Linked DNA regions of Homo sapiens: region 1 is linked to region 2. Evidence: chromatin contacts called from ENCODE Hi-C or POLR2A ChIA-PET data. All regions are on one chromosome and are shown on one strand. The core of a region is the stretch at or near the end of the contact, and the rest is flanking DNA. Distances in the headings are between cores, read along the strand shown. Region 1 holds the start of NF2 (NF2, moesin-ezrin-radixin like (MERLIN) tumor suppressor). Region 2 has its middle 19 kb from the start of RFPL1.

The links. Hi-C counts contacts between places; a loop is a spot of excess contacts on that map. ChIA-PET counts read pairs that join two places held with the same protein, here RNA polymerase II (POLR2A). Pooled maps may share reads with other maps.
Region 1: a pooled map shows a loop between it and region 2 (2.8-fold over the local background). The contact joins the promoter of NF2 here to the enhancer-like site in region 2. A Hi-C loop is called at or near these places in 6 of 37 single-sample maps with no recorded cell type and 7 of 50 pooled maps. POLR2A ChIA-PET finds 5 or more read pairs at or near these places in 1 of 52 experiments (activated CD4-positive, alpha-beta T cell).

The regions. Positions count from the first base shown.
Region 1 is chr22:29,602,292-29,607,745 of GRCh38, forward strand. NF2 (NF2, moesin-ezrin-radixin like (MERLIN) tumor suppressor) reads left to right here and starts at 1,342. Exons shown (of 16, transcript NM_000268.4): 1 at 1,342-1,821. The coding sequence starts at 1,708. RefSeq lists enhancers at 728-857, 4,065-4,586 and a silencer at 1,108-1,687.
Region 2 is chr22:29,417,403-29,422,758 of GRCh38, forward strand. It overlaps a transcript of RFPL1 not described here. Among named protein-coding and RNA genes, the nearest start is that of RFPL1, 19 kb to the right of the region's middle. Within about 2 kb of position 2,754, at least 2 of the 41 ENCODE cell types and tissues checked have a DNase peak (open chromatin) inside an H3K27ac peak, as active enhancers do.

The DNA.
Region 1 (5,454 bases), core at 92-2,591, 180 kb after region 2:
GAGAGCCGAGACCGCCCCATTGTACTCCAGCCTGGGCAACAAGAGCGAAACTCTGTCTCAAAACAAAAAACAAACGAAAAAACACAGTAAATTGTCCCTATTTGACTACTAAGAGCTATTTTAAAATAGAATTTATTATCTAAGTACAGAAAGGTGTAATTATCCCCCCTACACCCGTTAGAACCCTTGATGACACTAAATAAATAATACATGAATACGGTTCAAAAATGGGCATCATAGAGTATAAAATAAAGAATGCTTTCATTTTCAACCCAAATTCAGCAATTTCATAGGATGCCAGGCTCAGCTCTAAAGCCTTATATGTATTCAGTGCGCTGAAATTCAACAACCTCACGAGGTAGGTATAACCAATAATAATTCTAGGCGGGGCGTGGTGGCTCACGCCTGTAATCCTAGCACTTCGGGAGGCCGAGGCGGGCGGATCACCTGAGGTTCGAGACCAGCCTGACGAACATGGAGAAACCCCGTCTCTAATAAAAATACAAAATTAGCCGGGCGTGGTGACGCATACCTGTAATCCCAGCTACTCGGGAGGCTGACGCCGGAAAATCGCTTGAACCCGGGAGGCGGAGGTTGCAGTGAGCCGAGATCGCGCCACTGCACTCCAGCCTGGGCAACAAGAGCGAAACTCCGTCCCAATAATAATAATAATTAATAATAATAATAATAACAATAATAATAATAATTCTAAAGGGAAGCAGAGGGATCTGGCGGGAAAGTGCCAGCAAACCTAACAGGCCTCCACAAGTGTCTTTAAAGTTTCATAGGGGTCGGTATATGTGATTAACTGCCAAAGAAGAATATTCGCCGTGTGTCCGAAACGCAGTCCCCTGGGGCGCCACACTCGGAGCCTACTTGAACCGAAGAGTCCCTCCCTGGGCCAACGAAGGACCCAATTCCCCTCGCCCCGGATCCAGCCTCTAAGTGGTTTCCCGGGTAAGGTCAGCAGAGGTCCGCCGCCTCAACCAGTCTTGTTAGAGTAGGCACAAAAGCATTCAGAGTGACTGCCACTGTAGCCACTCAACGCCGAGCCTAGGCCTGCTTTTTTTGCAGTTAGAGTGAAACTTTCCATTGGTGGAGTCACCCCAAAGGAGGCGGGACGGAGCGGGAAAGTCCTGCCTACCTTGGCCTTCCCAGCCAATCGCAGCATCTATGCGTCAGCCTCCGGTTCGGTTGCGCTGCGCGTAGTGGTCTGGGCGACCTGAGGGCGGGGCCGGGAGCAGGCCCCGGGCTGTGGGGAGGGTGCGCTTCCCGCGGGCGCGCGGAGTGAGGACGGTGACAGCCACGCGCGCGCGTACGCGCCCGATGCAGCGCGGCCCCGTGACCCTAGTCGGCCGCTGAGAGGCGCGCGGAGTCTGGGCCGCTGCCGTCTAGGGGTCCCGTCCCGAGGCGTCCCCGGCATCTCCGGCCCGAATCCCGGAGTGCCGGGTCGCGCCTGCACCGAAGGTCCCGGCTCCTGTGCCCTCCCTGCAGCCGTCAGGGCCCGTCCCCCAACTCCCCTTTCCGCTCAGGCAGGGTCCTCGCGGCCCATGCTGGCCGCTGGGGACCCGCGCAGCCCAGACCGTTCCCGGGCCGGGCAGCCGGCCACCATGGTGGCCCTGAGGCCTGTGCAGCAACTCCAGGGGGGCTAAAGGGCTCAGAGTGCAGGCCGTGGGGCGCGAGGGTCCCGGGCCTGAGCCCCGCGCCATGGCCGGGGCCATCGCTTCCCGCATGAGCTTCAGCTCTCTCAAGAGGAAGCAACCCAAGACGTTCACCGTGAGGATCGTCACCATGGACGCCGAGATGGAGTTCAATTGCGAGGTAACCGGCCGGCAGCCCCGACTGCTGCGGTGACAGTCGAGGTGGAAGCTCGAGAGGTTCTCTTTATATCATCTTATGGGTGTAGCTAGAGACGGGCAGAACCGGAAGGGCCAACTAGGCCCAAAACCTCATGTTAAAGATGATTGCTGCTTTTTTTCATAGGACTTTTGGGTTTTGGCATTTCCTGAAGGTTATTTTCATTCATTGTTATTGGAAGAAGCTGGATGCTCCTGTGATAGAAAATTCAGGATTTCAGTGTCAGGCTTAAGTTAGGCTTACGCTTAAAAGCTTGAAAGTTTATTCTTTCATTAGGTAATATTGTTATGTACCCAGGTATTAGAAGTTGCGTCTTGTTTATTGGAAAGCCAATACTTGTTTCCCTTTTCTAAAGCTTGCATATTCTGGGAAAAAAAACCCTTTGAAGAACGATATAACATCTCATACTTACTTTCCACATAGTTTCCAACATGATGATAACAGCTATCAATTGTTCAGTATTTTCAAAGTGCTAGACATTTGCACATTTAATCCTCAGAACAAACCCATTTATCTAGTAAATGGCAAGGTGGGGTTTTGAACCAAGCTCACAGCCCGTACAGTACTGCTTCTCAAGTAATTTAAGTTCTTGCTGCTAAAAGTGTGGTTTGTGGACCAGCAGCATTGGCAGCAGTAAGCAAGGGTTGGCATGCTTTTTCTGTACAGGACCACATAGTAAATATTTTCAACTTTGTAGACTAGAGAATCTCTGTTGGAGTTATTCAACTCTTCAACTCTACCATTGTAACACAAAAGCAGCCTTAGATAAGATCAGCTTCCAGCATGACAGCTTAAGGAACCCATTCCTCTGTAAAACTGGTGAAAATTCTTTTTTGTTTTGTTTCGTTTTGAGACAGAATCTCACTCTGTCACCGAGGCTGGCATGCAGTAGTGTGATCATGGCTTACTGCAACCCTGACCAACCTCCCTGGCTCAATCAGTCCTCCTGCCTCAGCCTCTCGAGTAGCTGGGACCACAGGCGTGTGCCACCACACCTGGCTAATTTTTTTTTTTTTTTTTTTTTTGAGACGGAGTCTCGCTCTGTCACCCAGAGTGCACCGGGCTAGAGTGCAATGGCGCGATCTTGTCTCACTGCCACCTCCACTTCCAGGTTCAAGTGATTCTCCTGCTTCAGCCTTCCAGGTAGCTGGGATTACAGGCGTGCGCCACCTCGTCTGGCTAATTTTTCTATTTTTAGTAGAGACAGGGTTTCACCATATTGGGCAGGCTGATCTCGAACTCCTGACCTCGTGACCAGCCGACCTGGGCCTCCCAAAGTGGTGGGAAAGTGGTGCGATTACAGATGTGAGCCACCCCGCCCAGCCTCACCTAGCTAATTTTTGTAAAGACAGGGTTTTGCCATGTTGCCCAGGCTGATCTTGAACTCCTGAGCTCAAGCAATCCACTCGCCTTGGCCTCCCAAAGTGATGGGATTACAGATGCAGCCACCACGCCTGGCCCAAAAATTCTTTTTTTAAAATCAACTATTTAAACCCTCCGGCAATGGTCCTGAGGGCAAACAACAAATGAAAAAACACCTATTCAAGAAAATCTACAAATTCGGTAAGAAAGATGAGAGGGTATGGTATTTGAACCAAGATCATTCCCTCCTTACTCACTCCTAGCTTAGTGAGGTGGAGCTTCTACTCCAGACTATTGCAAACTGTAATACCGGGCACTGCTCCCCCAGCTCCCAATCAAATGCTTTCTTCCCAGGAAAAGCAGGACATCAGCATTTCTCATCCTACCTAGAGCTACTTGTTGCTGAGGTTAAAACCTGTGTGAGTGCAATTGAAAGTTGGAGCTCTCTTTTTTTTTCTTTTGAGACGGAGTTTTGCTCTTGTTGCTCAAACTGGAGTGCAATGGTGTGATCTCGCCTCACCGCAGCCTCTGCTTCCCGGGTTCAAGCGATTCTCCCACATCAGCCTCCCAAGTAGCTGGGATTGCAGGCTTGCGCCACCATGTCTGGCTAATTTTGTATTTTTAGTAGAGGCAGGGTTTCTCCATGTTGGTCAGGCTGGTCTTGAACTCCCTACCTCAGGTGATCCACCTGCCTCGGCCTCCCAAAGTGTTGGGATTATAGGCGTGAGCCACTGTGCCCTGCGAAAAGTTGGAGCTCCCTTCTTCCACCTAGTCCCTACTTGTGGAACAGGACTGTACCTTGGACATGACATACTGAAATTACTGGTGCCCCAATTGCTCATCCCCCAGTTCTTGCAGGCTGAGCCTCAGGTTATTGCGGTCCCCTGCCTCCTTCCACCAAGTGCTCAGTTCCTAGAGTGAGGGTATTTCTCAGAGAGAATCTTTCCAGGGTCCTTCCCCACAGCTCCAGAGCCTTGGCTCCGGGATTTTGCCTCAGGAGAGAAGCAGGCCCTAAAACAGATAGCTCCTAATCTCTTTCCAATGGCAGTGACTTCATTTGCAACACAGTGTGGAGAAATTCATGCCTAAGGGCAATCTGGAGATGTGAAGGTTTTGGTAAGAGGCAACTGGGAGATCTGCGGATTTAATGGAGATGCAGCCTAGACTGTAGGCCTCCTGGTTTGCTGGAAAGAATTGGGGAATAAGACAGCTGGAAGAAGCCATTCTAGGATCAGAAGAAGGATCAAACATTGACCGCAGCATGGTGGCTCACGCCTGTAATCCCAGCACTTTGGGAGGCTGAGGCAGGCAGATCATCTGAGGTCGGGAGTTTGAGACCAGCTTGACCAATATGGTGAACCCCATCTCTACTAAAAATACAAAAATTAGCTGGGCATGGGGGCATACACTTGTAATCCCAGCTACTTGGGAGGCTGAAGCAGGAAAATCACGTGAACTGGGAGGTGGAAGTTGCAGTGAGCCAAGATCACGCCACTGCACTCCAGCCTGGGTGACAGTGAAGCTCTGTCCTGTCACAAAACAAAACATTGACCACAGACCTCTGAGGTGGTGGATGTCCCTCCTGTCCTGGTTGTATCATTATACATTGTATATTAATGTATCGAAATACTACAGGTACCCCCAACATGTGTACAACTATTATGAATCAATAAAAAACAATTTGAAAAGTAAGGTATGTGGCAGAGGTGGAAAAAAATGCTTTCCTCCAAACAGCCACAATTTGATTGTATCAGTTTGTAGAGTAAGAGCAAGTTATGCCTCAGTGTGTTGTTGAAAATAATAGAACAATATGCCACAATTAGTGGAGCTTCATAGCTGGGTGTGGTCAAGGAGAGAATAGAAGAGAACCCTACCAAAACCACTGTCATCCCAGGGTGACTGTGAGCATACCCAAAGCTGCACCTCCCTGAAGAGCAATATCATAGGCCTTAACACTTTTCAGGGGAAATGGATTTCACTCAAATAATCCAGCCAGTCGCTAAACAAATAAATAACAATTGGCCCTGGAGAGGGGGTACCAATCCCCAGAGTTGCTACAGTATATTATCTAAAATGTCCAGTTTCCAACAAGAAATTGTGAGACGTACAAAGAAACAGGAAAATATGACACATACACTGGAAAAAAGCTGGCAGCAGCAACTGCCTGTGAGACAAGGGGCCAAATTAATGAAAAAGGCTTCAAACTGGCCTATATATATATTCACAGTACTATAT
Region 2 (5,356 bases), core at 1,504-4,003:
GAGGTCCTTTGCTTGGGGGGTGATCCATGGGGACGTCTGGAGCAGTGGGAGCCTATCTTGGGACCTGGATGGGAGCTGCTCCACCTCAGCACCCAGGTTATGAGGCACAGGGCTGGGCACCACGAGGGCATGGGTGAAAGTGGCCTGGATTTGGATTTCAGAAGAACTGGGCTTGAGTCCTAGTTCTGCCATAAACCATGTGACTCTTAGGCAGTCACTTTATGTTTTTATTTCTTTGGCAGTAAAACTGTCATTACCTACAATATGGGAATTGTAAGGAACTACTGAGAAAACAAATCTCAAAATGTTCTGTGCAGACTCTCAAATACTGTGCAAATATCAAGCTGTTTTAAAATCCAGTCTCTGCCTTTGAGATTTTACAATCTGGTGAGCAGGTAAACACAAGTACACATAACAAGAGAACAGTCTCCATTTAGTGCTGGGTGATGGGAACAGAGGCAAATGCTTTGAGTTTGGGGTAGTGAGCTGGGGTGATGAGGGAAGGCAGGAATGCGGGGAAGGCAGACCTTGAATGGTTTTTTTTTTTTTTTTTTTGAGAGGGAGTCTCGCTCTGTCATCCAGGCTGGAGTGCAGGCTCAGCTCACTGCAGCCTCTGCCTCCTGGGTTCCAGCAATTCTCTGTCTCAGCCTCCTGAGCAGCTGAAATTACATGTGCCCGCCACCATACCCAGCTAATTTTTGTATTTTTAGTAGAGATGGGGTTTCACCATCTTGGCCAGGTGGTCTTGAACTCCTGACCTTGTGATCCACCCTCCTCGGCCTCCCAAAGTGCTAGGATTACAGGTGTGAGCCACCGCACCCAGCCTCGAATGGGTTTTCAAAGATGGGAAGACAAGCTGGGTCACTGGGCGCTCCCACAGGGGAAGCATGAGCCAAGGTGCGGCAGCCGCTCTACACACGACCTGCTTTAGCTATCGGGTGCGATAGAGGCTGCACACCGGTGACAAATTAGAGAAATCCAATCTGCACATGTATTTTACTTGCACCACACAGTGTTTGTTTAATATCATCTGGCCACTTAAGACAGGGAGATTTAAAATGAAAAATCCAGATTTCCCATTCTTCTTCGTCTTCTTTTTTTTTTTTTTTTTTTTTGAGACTGAGTCTCGCTCTGTCACCTGGGCTGGACTGCAGTGGCACAATCTCAGCTGAATGCACCCTCTGTCTCCCAGGTTCAAGCAATTCTCCTGCCTCAGCCTCCCGAGTAGCTGAGATTACAGGCATGTGCCACCATGCCCGGCTAATTTTTGTATTTTTAGTAGAGACAGGATATCACCACATTGGCCAGGCTGGTGTCGAACTCCTGACCTCGAGATCCGCCCACCTGGGCCTCCCCAAGTGCTAGGATTACAGGTGTGAGCCACTGCGCCTGGCCCAGATTTCCCATTCTTTTTAAAAACCAGAAGACCTGGCCACACTGGGTCCTCTTCCCCAGCCAGTACTGATCCTCTGGAGTTTCTGAGAGGGTTCATGCCACACCCACTCCATCACCTGCTGCCTTTCCCACCTACTCCAGTTAACTCACTCCATCACCACCTGACCTGTCAGTGTCTGGGCTCGTGATTCCTGTGTAAACAAAACCTTCTATTGGGAAGAAAGTTTTATGAAGGGAGCTGTATGAGGGGAGACATGGGTCCCTAGACACCCTAAAGGAGAGACTGAAGTGGACCCAAGCTATAAACCCTCCCCTGTCAGCCAGCTTCCAGCTGCCACCAGGCCTACTCCTACACACCTGACATCTTTGCCCACGGTCATCGATGCAATCACTTTCTTCACTGCCTCCTTCTTCTTCTCCTTCTTGTCACTGTTGAGCTCTGCCTTCAGCTCGAAGATCTCCCCTAAGGAAAGGAGGCAAGCATGAGTGATCCCTCCCTACCCTGGCAGGGGACAATTCCCAGTATCTAACTTCCAAAAGAACCGGAGGGAGGCACGTAAGACATCCTATGCTGTTGGCTGAGGGAAGCTTCAGGCGCCTGGCCTCAGGTGGGCCAGGCAACAGTGAGGGATGACTGTTAGGACAGGAATTAACAAGATGGAAACTTGTAGGCCGGGTGCAGTCGCTCACACCTGTAATCCCAGCACTTTAAGAGGCTGAGGATCAGCTGGGCACGGTGGCTCATGTCTGTAATCCCAGCGCTTTGGGAGGTCGAGGGAGGCAGATCACGAGGCCAGGAGATCAAGACCATCCTGGCCAACGTAGTGAAACCTCGTTTCTAATAAAATACAAAAAATCAGCGCGATTTTTTGGTGCAAGCCTGTAATCCCAGCTACTCGGGAGGCTGAGGCTGGAGGATTGTTTGAGGCCAGAGGTCGAGGCTGCCATGAGCCATGACACCACTACACTCCAGCCTGGGTGACACAAAGTGAGATCCTCTCTCCAAAAAAAAAAAAAAAGAAAAGAAAAAAAAAGAAACTTAGAGGCCACTCTGGATTGAAGCAACAGGAACCATGGAAGCTACAAAGGTTCTGAGGAAGACAAAAGCATCAAAAACATGATGGCAGGCTCTGCTCAGCCAGGGAGCTAAAAACCCAGTGGAAGGCAAAGCTGTCCTCAGCTACCCTCACTCAACAAAAGACCCTTAAAAGGCTCAGTGCAATAGAACCTGAGTACTTAAGGCTTGCGGGGTGAGAGCAGGATTTGTGGATTCCCACATGGAGGCCTTTCCTGTTTTCCTCAAACCTCTAAGACAGCTTGCTCAGGATTTCACTTCCTGAGACACAAGTGGTTGCTCAGCTCTGAAAATGGGAATTCAGCTGCTCCATGAGAGCTCAAGCATGAAATCAATTGTTCTGAAGAACTTCATGATGTGAGAAAAACAAATGAGGAAGTAGGGTTGTCTGGTCCTGCCATGGACAGATAGTCAGGACCCTGATAACAGGTTAGGAGGGCAGATGTCATTTCCTGACCCCTTCTCTCTCTTTTTTTGAGATGGAGTCTCGCTCTGTCACCCAGGCTGGAGTGCAGTGGCCCCATCTCAGCTCACTGCAACTTCTGCCTCCCGGGTTCCAGCAATTCTCCTGCCTCAGCATACCGGGTAGCAGGGACTACAGGCACGTGCCGTCATGCCTGGCTAATTTTTGTATTTTTAGTAGAGATGGGGTTTCACCATGTTGGCCAGGCTGGTCTTGAAATCCTGACTTCGTGGTCTGCCCTCCTCAGCCTCCCAAAGCCTTGGGATTACAGGCATGAGCCACTGCAGATGGTTTTTTGCTTTTTTTTTTTTTTTTTTTTTTTTGAGACGAAGTCTCACTCTGTCTCCCGGGCTGGAGTGCAACGGTGCGATCTCGGCTCACCACAACTTCCACATCCCGGGTTCAAGCAATTCTCCTGCCTCAACCTCCCAGATAGCTGGAACTACAGGCGGGCACCATCATACCCTCCTAATTTTTGTATTTTTAGTAGAGACGGGGTTTCACCACGTTGGCCTGGGTGGTCTTAAACTCCTGACCTCAGGTGATCCACCTGCCTTGGCCTCCCAAAGTGCTGGGATTACAGGCGTGATCCACCGTGCCCAGCCCCCCTGAGCCCTTCTCTAAGCCCAGTCCCATACTAACTTGTTCCCACACATTTTCTTATTTCATCCTCACAACTCTGCATTTCCCTCCATTTCGCAGTGAGCAAATGGAGGCTGTGAGAGGCTCAGTAACGTAAACCCAATGCCAGCAGGTGGTAGGACTGAAACTCAAAACCAGGTCTGCTAGCTCCAAAGCCCATGCTCTCAATCCCTATGCTTGGGCCTACCCAAGATACTCACTTTGCTTTCCTAAACCTGTTTCCTTGTCTCTTTGGCTGGAGCATTGAACCCAGGCATGTCTGTCCACACATCTCTCTTCCCAAAAGAAATCCACTAAAAAACCCCAACCCCAAAATAAAAAAATTAGCTCGGCATAGTGGCACGTGCCTGTAGTCCCAGCTACTTGGGAGAATTGCTTGAACCCAGGAGGCTGCAGTGAGCAGAGATCTTCCCATTGCACTCCAGCCTGGGTGACAGAGACTCTGTCTCAAAAAAAACAAACAAACAACAAAACCCACCCCTGGGACTCCAATACACTCAGCACTACGTTCACCCTGTGGCTCACTAAGCCCCACAAGACTGATCCCTGTGTACCTCTCCAATTGCTTTCTCTCTTTTTTCAATTAGTTGCCCAGGCTAGACTCGAACTCCTGGGCTCAAGCAAGTAATCCTCCCACCCAAGCCACCACCTGGGGCGCCACTGTGCCTGGCTCTAACCTCTTCTTGTATCACCCTCCTCGGTAGCTCATGCCCACTACCTTCCTTTCCCCAAATGTGTCACAGGCACAGCACTCACTCCTTCCCCTTCCTATCCCCCATCGATCTGGCCAGCTCCACCCAGAGCTCTCCCACAGTCCCCCCTGGACCCAGTACACTTCAGTGTGGTTACTACTCTACAGACTGTCTTCCCTGCTCAACCTTGAGCAACACCAGGTCAGAGGCTCTGTTTCTCTTCCACTGCACATGGTAGGTTCTCAGTAAAAACCAGCTAGACCAATACATGAAATGCCTGATAAGGGGCAGACTTCGGGTCCTGGATCAGCTGATCCAACAACAGACTCTTTTCATCTGGTCGGCAGGCATGTGTCAGTATCACTTGGAAGGAAGGAGGGAGGAAGGAAGGGCTGGCCAGAAAGATGCTTACAGGGTCAAAGCACATTTGTCAGCTACGACAACATCCTCCATTTCCTTAAAAGCAGAAACAACCAAAATATCCAACGATATAAGCCTAGCTTAGCAAATTTCAGTGTAGCTACTCAATAGACTCAATCCAAGGTGGGTGGATCACTTGAGGTCAGGAGTTTGAGACCAGCCTGGCCAACATGGTGAAACCCCATCTCTACTAAAAATACAAAAAACTGCCAGGTGCAGTGGCTCACACCTGTAATCCTAGCACTTTGGGAGGCTGAGGCTGGTGGATCACCTGAGGTTGGGAGTTTGAGACCAGCCTGACAAGTATGGAGAAACGCCATCTCTACCAAAAATACAAAATTAGCCAGGCATGGTGGTGCATGCCTGTAATCCCATGACTTGGGAGGCTGAGGCAGAAGAATCGCTCGAACCCAGGAGGCAGAGGTTGCAGTGAGCCAATATTGGTGCCATTGTACTCGTGCCTGGGCAACAAGAGCAAAACTCAGTCTCAAATAAATAAATAAATTAGCTGGGCATAGTGGCGGGCACATGTAATCCCAGCTATTCCAGAAACTGAGGCAGGAGAATCACTTGAACCTGGGAGGCAGAGGTTGCAGTGAGCCAAGATCGCGCCACTGCACTCCAGCTTGGGCGACAAGAGTGAAACTCCATCTCAAAAAAAAGAAAAAC